2 separate regions of the Mus musculus genome follow, and region 2 is linked to region 1. A link is a loop called in an ENCODE intact Hi-C map of the cell type or tissue named here. Cell type or tissue: left cerebral cortex. All regions are shown on one strand.

Region 1 (5,000 bases):
TTGATCTTTATGACCATCATGTGAGAGTGATCAGATTCCACCCACTGATGGAATCAAAAGTCTCTCTATAGGGCTGGACGTTCATGCAATCATGCTCACACGTGTTCCTCACAAACACCCGCATTCACACAGACTTCCAAAGTCACACACACACACTTACCTCACCTGCTCGTGCATTCTTTCATAGGAGGTAGACCATAGGCTCTCTGCGGGTGGCTGATGGTCCCTCTGCTTCCTTCTGAGTATTAAGCAGGACAAACCGGCTGTGGAGGTGACCACTTTGATGTCAAATGCTGCCTCATTCTGAATGATCCAAAGCCTTACTCCCCAAGACCAAGACCAAGTCCAGCCTCTTACAAGTGTGCTCGGGACATGGGTGCCCAGGGAACTTAGCCTGCTCCCCAGTCCTCACAGATCAAAGAGGTCCTTCCTGCTCATCGGAGCTCATGGGACTACAGAAAACAAGATGCAGCCACAAGAGCTGCAGAGAGAAGCAGGCAAGCCCACATGAGCAGCTGGTGGCACTCACTGGTGCTAATGTCATGCTGTTATCTCCCCCAGCAAAGGAGACAGACGCCCCACCCTCCAGGCAGCTGCCAGGCATGGAGCAATACTGTTCTTCTTGTGGTCAACATATGTAGTGTCTTTAGTCACTGTAACCAATCCCTGCTCTTCTGGCTCTCCTCTGGGTAAGTCACTACCTCCTGTCAGAGTCGTGGGGAGGGACAATGAGAGTTTAGCACCAACCTGATGAGCTGCAAAGCAGCCATCATGAGTCTCAGCCCCCCCACCACCACCACTATTGGTACCTGGCTCCTAAGACCTGAGCGGGTTCTATTCGCCTTCCCTTCCTATTCAGCTGAAGACACAGCTGAAGTGAGAGTGTGCTTACTCTTGCAAAATTGCCAGTTTTTCAAAACTCAGTCATATACACAGAGACATGTGGTTGTAAGGTATAGAGAAAGAAGAGGGTGTCAGGCTGTGCCAGGGAGGCTGAAGGAGAAGAAGGGGAAAGAGGCACTATTAACTAAGTCCACATGAGCTTTCCCATGCTAATATGCCTGTTATAAAGATTAAATGGAGAGACTAGTGTGGGTCCCCGTGAAGGGAATGATATACTGGAAATTACCATTTCCTGCAAGGTTAAGATAAAACTCAAGTCAATCCCAGGAGACAGGGAAAGCCATCCATTCATTTAAAGAAATTGCCGGGGTTCTGCACAATGTCCTATGTAAAGGATGCTCTTGGAAGCATCTCATACCACAGAAAAATCCAAAACCTGCCCTAACGGTCAGGGGTTGGTTATGTGAGTGTAGCACGTGCAGTGTGAAAAGCTTAGGGAGCCTTTGAAAAAGTCTAACCGTGGCCCGAGCCATCACAGCGTACTTACCGTGGCCTGAGCCATCACAGTGTACTTACCGTGGCCTAAGCCATCACAGCGTGCTTATGTAAATGCCAAGATCCCAGCACTTTCTGTGTGCATCAGGCTGTCCACGTGCTCCGTGCTTCTCCTCAACAGACCTGACTCAATGAAGACTGTTACCACTTCATCTTCAGATGAGGGACTGAGCCCAAGATAGCACCGTGTTCTGAGACTTGATGCCATCTGACAGCAAAATATGGTCAGTTTACTGCCTCTTGTGTATGAACCCCTGAGAGAGAGAATCCATATATATGTGGGTTCATTGCTACATACATCTGTGTGTTCCTGTTTGCACCAATGTGTGCTTTGGTCCACTTATACATATTAGTCCATGCACATGCATGTGTGTGTACACATCCACATCCACGCATCCAAGTGTGGGTTTTGTTGGGTTTAGAAATGTTTCCAAAGCTTTAGGGGCCTTCCATGTCAAGGTTACACAAACATCTTCTTCCCCTTCATCTTCCTTTATATTATAACTGCTATGTTCTCTCTCTGTTTCTATCTCGCTTTTCCTTGCTGTCTCTTAAGTAAACCTATTACTTCCATAACTGAAAAAAAGCCAATCTTTAAGTGGGAATTAACAATAGACTGGCTAGGGACTCTTGTAAATTTATACTAATCCTCCTAAGCTTCGCTCTGTCTCCTCAACTCCCATCTTTAGACATATATCAAAATCCCTCCTTAGTAACCTTCAAATTCACTTGGCATAAGAACAGTGGAGTTGTTAATGCAAGCCACGCATGCAGATGGAGTGTGGGTGAGCAGGGCGAGGACAAGTGTCCCCACACCAGATGGTCCACCAGCGGGCTTCACACCCCTTTCCCAGAACTGACTCAATCTGTCTCTGGAGAGCTTTGCTGAAGTCACAGCAAAGGAGACTGGAGTCCTCCAAAGAGGCCTGCGGTACCGTCCATCCATTTGTGAAGATGGAGGACATATGTGGACATGTGCCGAGGGGCAGATGAACCACCCCGACTCCTCATCCCAAGTGTGCATGGGAGACTGTCTGTGATGACCAGTACAAGGGTCAGGGCTTGGCCACAGGCCGCTATACACAGCGTTGCTCAGAGCTCTGCCCACCGCTCTGACAGGTCATCTGCTGCCCACCTCAGTGAACACCTACTTGCCCTCATCCTCCCAAAGTGATGGTGCTGCCAGGCACCCAGCCCCTGTGGCTGAAAGACGCCTCTGCACTTGCTTCATGCTGTCCACATGTGAGATCTGTTGCTGTCACCTGGTACCTGTGAACAGCACTCAGTGCTGGGTGCTACACTTCTATGTGTGTCTGACTCGCTGTGATTCCCTAGAAACAAGGTGTGACTGCCAACTGGATTGTCTCTGGTGTCAGACAAGAGACACATCTCTGGGTGGATCTGTATGGGTACCTTACAGAGGTGAGCGTGGGAAAAACCCTCCCCCAGAGCGGGAAGGCAACCCAGATATAAGAAATGTCAGGGAAAGCCGTGCCCCTTGCCTGCCTGCCTTCCCTTCTTGCTAGTGAGTGCATCTGTGCTGTTACTTCTGGCTTTCTGCTATTAGAACCCAGATTCTCAGCCTTCCCATGTGAACTGTAGACTAGAGATTGTCCTCCAGGCCTTCAGCACCAGGGTGGGATGTCAAGGCATTCAGTATGATAGACGGAGAAACTACCAGGTTCTCAGCCTCTCCAGTTTGCAGACAGTGTCTACTACATAAGACAATCTAATAAACCTATATATATATATATATATATAGGTTTATTACATTTTGTACATATATATGTGTGTGTGTGTATATGTATGTATGTATATGTATATACACACACACATATATACATATATATAGTGTGTATATGTATATCTATATACATATATGTGTGTGTACATGTATATGTATGTGTGTGTAGATACATGCATATATAAGTATATACGTATGTGTATATGTGTATATAAATATACATTGAAAGGGATTTATTATATACATATATTTGTGTATATGTGTACATATATAAATATATATGTATATATATATATATTCATACTACTGGTTCTATTTCTCTACAGAACTCAAGAGCTCCTGATGTGTCCTGGGTTGAGGGAGAGGTGCAAGTTGATAGACAGTGACAAAGAACAAGCCGTGGCTCCACAGGGCTCCCATCTCCAGGTATGAGCTGGCCTGAAAAGGTAAGTCCTCTCTGTCCTCTACAGAGATGCTTCAGCCTGAGTCAAGCAGGCCCAGGAGGCTCTGCCCAGCATGTGATTTCCAATACTACTACCAAACCTACAAGGGTCTGAGGAGACACCGGAGAACCATGACCAGGCTGTTGTCCCCAGTGCTCAGGAAAATCCCCATTCAACTTGCTCACAGACAAATGCATATCTGGAAGCCATGCCTAGATGGTTATATTACATAATAACTAACTTCTGGAAATAACTGACTTTGTATGTCTGCCCAGACATGATGATTTCAGCACCCAACACAGGGGATTAAGAGCTTAACAGAATTTTAATCCAGTCTCTCTAATCCAGAGGGCAGGAACCGAGACCTGGTTTTGTTTCTGTCACTCACATGACAGATGTCTAAAACTGTTGATTTGATTCCATCTAGATACTGACTTACCTTGGTTGACTCATCCCTTTTCTGTAGGTGATAATAGTTTAGGCTTCTGTTGGCTTCCCAGTTGTATTTCTGTGAGCTCAAATGTTATTTTTTCCAGTAAAGTGTCTCTGACAATCAGCTAGTGAAATGACGCTGACTTCTCCAATCCCTCGTCTCAGTCCACACGGGCAGCAGGTTTCTCCTGGACTGCCTCCCCAGGTGTGACTGTGTTAGGGTCCTGCCGCCTGTGAGGCAGGCGAGTATCCTCCAGTGGAGTGAGTGGGGCATGCAAGTTGGGCCGAAACACAGTGGATCAGAATTCCATGTATTTTCACATGCTAAGCACACAGCATCAATCCAAGGCTTAAAGTATGGGTTTCCAAAGACTGATTTTAGCCTTGGACTCAGATCCCTTTTTTTAAAGAACCCTTGCCTAGAAACTTAAACAGACAGAAGTGATAAACAGAGGTTTGCTGAGATGGCCTGGCTGGAATTCAGGCTTTTGCTCCTCCCAGGGGAACTTGGGGGCTATGAGGAAACTTTGAGGGAGAAAGGTGCCACAGGCCTGAGAAGCTCAGCTGTGGGTGTCACCTAAGCAGGCAAGAGCACTGTGCCTAAATAGCTCTACAGTGCTTGCTACACAGAAGACGAACTCCCTGGATAGTGGCCCCTATTCTCTTGAGCTGTCCCTCGGCTTGTCATGCTGCCATCGACCTACATTACCACTGAAGACAGAAGGATAGGCTACCGTATTGCTGTGGATACTTCCCTGTCTACGGTGGCTCTCACAGGGCAGATCCTCAAAGTTCCCCATCAGCACCACTGTCCAATCCCATCATGCTGGTATTTGGTAAAAGACCACATAAGAAAGAGGCATGGACACTAACACCCTGTACCCCAGGTCACAGTGTGCACACACATACTGGAATCTTGTGTGTCCCCACAAACAGGAGGAATCTTGGGAGTCCGCACTCAGATGCACAGAGAATCCTGGATC
Region 2 (5,000 bases), 73 kb after region 1:
ACAGAGACAGACAGACAGACAACACTGGAACTTCAGGGATGAGAGAAGTAAAAACAGCCCCCACATTGCTGATCTAAACACAGAGAGGACCAGCTGCCAGCCCAGGGTCCCCGAGCCAGAGCCCAAGGTTTCCAGACCCCAGCACAGCACCCAGTCCCTGCCCAGGAACAACTCTAAGGGTCATTGCTTCCTGCTGCCTCCTACAGCATACCCTGCCCTGCCTTCCTGGCCCTGAAGTTGCATGTAGAATTACCACACAAAAAGGAACCCGGTGGTTAACCAGTTTGAATGGAAATTGAGCACCAGAGAAAGCAGAGCAAATGCCACCATTAGGCCAATAGTTACAGCCACCTCAGTGGAGAAAGCAGGTCTCAGCTGCAGGAATGTCTGATGGTTACTCTGTAAACAGGGGGCTTAGAAGAAACATCCCCGCCCACTCTGCCCTGCTCAGACTTGCTCCCTCCACAGAAGAGCCAAGTGCAGAGTGACCTATGATGGAGATGAGCGTGTAACTAACTCATCGTGACCACGTTCTATTTCTACGTGGAATAAATATGTTGCTTCAACTCCCACATGGGACTATTTTAAGGTAGATTTCTCTTAAGCTATATGCATAGAAGACTTTGGGTTTTTTTACACATGGCTTTTCTTAGAAAAGAAAGGAAAGAAGGGGAGAGAGAGAGAAGAAACAAAGGAAGGGAGGAAAAAGGAAGGAAAGAGAAAAGAAAAAAGAAAGAAAAGAAAGAAAGAAAGGAAGAAAGAAAGGAAGGAAGAAGGAGAGAGAGAGAGAGAGAGAGAGAGAGAGAGAGAGAGAGAGAGATTGATTTGGGTCCTAAAACAAGCTAGAATCCATTTTTGCTTCATCTGCTCTGCAGCTGTCACCTGGAGGCCCTGCTCAGGCAGCCAAGCGGTTAACCTGCTCCATGAGAAAGAGGGGCTGTGTTTGGCAGCAGGCAAGGCCTTTGGTAGTAAGATCTCTAATCAACACCTGCAGGTCCACAGTGTAGGTGGGACATGAATACACTGCTTTCTGTGGCTTTTAAAGTGAGCCCAGGATGAAAACTCTGGAACGGAGCTGGAGTTGAGAAAAGAGTCAAGTAGCTGTTCATTGAAAGGCATTTTCCAGTCTCTAAAACAACAGTCATGGTTTCAGCTCTCAGGCTGGCGCCGCTGCCAGGCTGCACACAGCACACATTGCCCAGTGCATCCTATCAGACCATCATCCCATCAAAGGTGGGCCCAGAGCAGGGGTGTTGGCCCCATACCACATGCCCCACTCTAACGTCCTCTGGTGTTTTTGTGTGGCTGTGTGTTTTTTTTTTCAGAGACATGCAGAACGCCTGGGAAGGGGGCCACAGTGAACAAACCCCAGCACATCTCTGGCTGATGAAAGCATTCCCTTCATGGAACAGAGACAGGAAAATCGGGTCATTTAAAACCAAGCAACTCCGTATTGTGGGATACGGTGTTTTATTCCCTGGACAGTGAATTCGGAGACCTCTGCCTCCTGTAATCACCATACATGTCCTCCTCCCCAAGACCAATAGGTCAACATATCCACCCAAGGGCCAAGGTTGGTTGGACTTCAGCCTTATCCTATGAACAGGGCCACATGCCTGTTCCTTCCCAGACCACGTGGAGACACCATACCACAGCTGCTGCTGTTAGCCATGGCAGCCAGGGCCCAGCTCTGAGGTCCCATCTCTGTTGGACCTGTGAGGAGATTCCACCCCGCCATCTGGCCCCATCCCAGTTTTGGGAAACAGATGGCACTAAGCTCTGTTTAAACTGAGCAACAATCTTTTCTCATCTCATGGGCAGATTGTCTCCTCCTTCTGGAGTTCTGGGGTGCAAGATTTTCCATAACAAATCCCCTACGCCCCCACCCTGCTGTATCTCACTCTGGCTGGACAACTGGGTGGGCCAGAGACAGCACTGATTCCCAACCTGGCTCTTCCAAAAACGAATCCCACCCACCTCGCCTGTCTGGTAGAAACACCTAGAACAAGAGTCTACTCAGTCATAATCAGAAGGCAAATTGCAGGGGGGGGTGAGTAGAATATGAATTATACGCTTCACCAGCAGGTGGGCACAGAAACAAGCCATCCCATCCTTCCCCACAGCCTGTTATGAAGCCCAGGAGACAGACCTTCAAGTTAGCAAGCCCAGAATTGTTGGTATGCCGAGGCCGTTGGCAGAGAAAAGCAGTGGCTTCGGTGGCTAGTCTCTCTTTCAGACTTAGGCGTGAGAGCCACAGACCTGTGCTAACAAAATGGGAAGGACCTCTTCTACTTTGCTTTCTGTTGCTGTGATAAAACATTCCCACCAAAAGCAGCTTGTGTGAAGAAAGGGTTGATTTCAGCTTATACTTCCAGGTACCAGCTTATCTCTGAGGAAGGGAACTCAAGACTAGACAGCTCTGTCTCCAGCTTTGACACCCACCGATGTTGCCTGTTTCATGACTAAGGGAACAAGGTTCTCTCACACACAAGAGCCTAACCGTGCAAAGTCCCAACCAGAGTGACACACCCCCTTTTGTTGTCCCAACAGCAGCACGGCTGTGTGCCTGGTCATGTGTTAACAGTTTGTGTGTAGACACAGTATCAGTGTGTATATTGTGTGGTATGTTACGTGCATGTGTGTGGTGGTGGTGTGTATGTGTGTGTGTGTGTGTGTGTGTGTGTGTGTGTGTATGTCTGGGTATAAGTTTTACGTGGTATATATTGTATGTGTGTGTGTATGTGGTATGTGGTGTTTCATGTACACACATGAGCAGATGCAAAAGAACCTATGATTTTCTATGTGGGCAGAACACCCAAGTTCCTGTGGCTGCTTCCCTGGTCTTACTCTGCACGATCACAGCTTTCTTCCTAAAGTGGAGTCCTGTAGGCTAAGAGACTCAGAGAGCTTTAGCAGGAACTCTCAAGAGTGATTGCTGGTGTTGCTGGAAGTACAGGTAGTCTCAGTGGACATGGGTCTACTTCTGCATTGTGGCTTTCAGCCTCCATGTAGTGCCCCAGAATGAGCCTGATGGGAGAGAGGCATCCCTGGGATTCATCCCCAAACACTTGTGGTGCCCAGAAACTGCCACCAAACCCTTGGCATCTGTCATCACCACCCATGGTTCCCACACGTGCTTTGGCAACCTGGGGTGGGATGGGGCTGTGTATGCTGTATGAAATCCTTGTCACTGCTCTGAGGATGTGCACAGGCATGCCTACTCCTGCTAGAGACAAGGGCTCTCCCATTGCCTTTAAGGATGCCCGCGCTCCCTGGCCTTTAACAATTCAAGGGGCCTGATTCCCTGTTAACTGTGCACATAACAACTGTGCACATAACGGGGAAACAAATGCTATATAGTGAAGACCTAGGTTCAAGAACTAGGAGGTGGGTAGGCTCCTACACTTCTAATTCCAGGGTACAGATCTCCTGTGGATCCTCTGGCCTTGCCTTTTGCCAAGACTGGCTTTCTGTGAATTCTCTCTCTTTTTCTTCTTCAGCTGGTGGAAAACCTGCTCAGAAACATGAACTCGTCCCAGATATCCTCCTCCTGTTAGCAGATATGTAGGGCATATTGTAGATATGTGGTATATACTGTATGTGTGTGTGGTGCGTGGTATTTCGTGGGTGAGACTGCTCCATACCCTGTACTCCTGGTGTGCTGCAGGATGCAGGCTTTTCTACCCAGCACCCCTGAGACCTGTGCAGCCTTGCTCCCAGGCCCACTCAAGCTCATCAGATACTACACAAGCCTCTTTGATCTTGGCTTACTGAGGAAAGAACACACCTGAGCTCTCTCATCCCAAAGCCCTGTGTCCCACCCTCCACCCTGCCACTGCCTCAGGCAGCAGGCAACAGTTTTACCCATAGCCTATTACCCTTTCTGATGCTCTCTTGCTTAGGATTCCACCCCCTTGCTGGGTTCCACCCCCACCCACCCTGCTGTGTCTTTGTAGAACACATACTCAGATGGGGGCTGGGCTGCACTGCTGTTATCTTGCTGGGGCCAGCACTGTTGTTATCTTGCTGTGACCCTGTTGACATACTCTAAAAACATAAAACAGATGCTCTGGCCAAGCTCCCTGACTCTTGAATAAACAAAAAAGGGCCAGCTGAACTCCTCGTCAGGCCTGGGTTATCATGGGTTCATTTTCCTAGAGGAGAAAATAGGAGTTGAGGAAAGCAGCTGTTAGCTGTCTCTGGCTGTTAGCTTCACCTAGCTGCCCACACTGGACCTTCAGCAGAGGTTGCTGCCACCCACTGCAGTCTGGGGCTCCTCAGGCACCACCTAGCTCTAATAGCTTCCCAGGTGAAATACAACCTGTGGGGCCACAGACAACTGACTCCAGGGGCATTCACTGGCCCACCAGCTCTTGTCTGGGGCCCTTGGTCTCTTCCTTTCGCTGCTTGGCCCCACTGTCCTCTCTGGAATTCTTTCTTCTAGTCCCAGGTTGGCCAGATCCTTGACCAAAACATCCTTACACAGTTCTCAGCCCCATGTAGATTCTCCAACAAGCTATGGCTTTCAGTCCCCAGACAAGGTAAAAACTTCACAGAGATGAGATATGCCCGGCTCTGAGGAGGACACGGTGACAGTGGTCCCTCCCTCCAGATTTCTGAAAGGCAACACAGGTCCCAACAGGTGAGGATGGAGAGAATTGTGTGGAGGAAGGGCTGGCATTGCTAGTTCCCACTCCTTGGGCACTTTCCCCACCAAGCCCAGGCACTGCTGAGTTTCCTGGCTCTCTGAAGGAGGAGTGTCTTGGACTCTCCAGGATGTGGTTGCAGCTAGAGGTGAATCAGCTACAGCAGGAGTCTCTATGAAGGCACTGGGGTTGGGGGAGGAAACCTGAGGCTATTGGTCCTCTTGAGCTCTCAGGAAATAAGCATTAACTGTTGAGGGGCTCTGACCTACTTTGTTCCTTCATTAGGAATTGTAGGAAGCTCCCCTCCTCTGGAGAGTTTGGAAACAGACATGATGGCACAGGCCTTTTAGCCCA

The links. Hi-C counts contacts between places; a loop is a spot of excess contacts. Peaks named below come from ENCODE experiments on the same cell type or tissue, not always from the same donor. Only the 100,000 strongest peaks of a DNase experiment are listed, where the experiment ranks them.
Region 2: it touches region 1 in a loop (6-fold over the local background); 4 of 42 quality-filtered maps call a loop at or near these places.

The regions. Positions count from the first base shown.
Region 1 is chr17:14,245,350-14,250,349 of GRCm38, reverse strand. Gm34772 (a long non-coding RNA gene) reads left to right here. Exons shown (of 4, transcript XR_385416.3): 2 at 562-689; 3 at 1,520-1,622; 4 at 3,469-3,932. Gm34567 (a long non-coding RNA gene) reads right to left here and starts at 661. Exons shown (of 4, transcript XR_385414.4): 1 at 161-661. In left cerebral cortex, no CTCF peak of the experiment used is centred here; DNase peaks (open chromatin) are centred at 579, 1,620, 2,206 and 3,867; H3K27ac peaks cover 2,951 bases.
Region 2 is chr17:14,172,728-14,177,727 of GRCm38, reverse strand. No RefSeq gene overlaps it. Among named protein-coding and RNA genes, the nearest start is that of Gm34426, 5.6 kb to the right of the region's middle. In left cerebral cortex, a CTCF peak has its summit at 2,083; DNase peaks (open chromatin) are centred at 1,878, 3,198, 3,515, 4,798 and 2 more places; H3K27ac peaks cover 4,548 bases.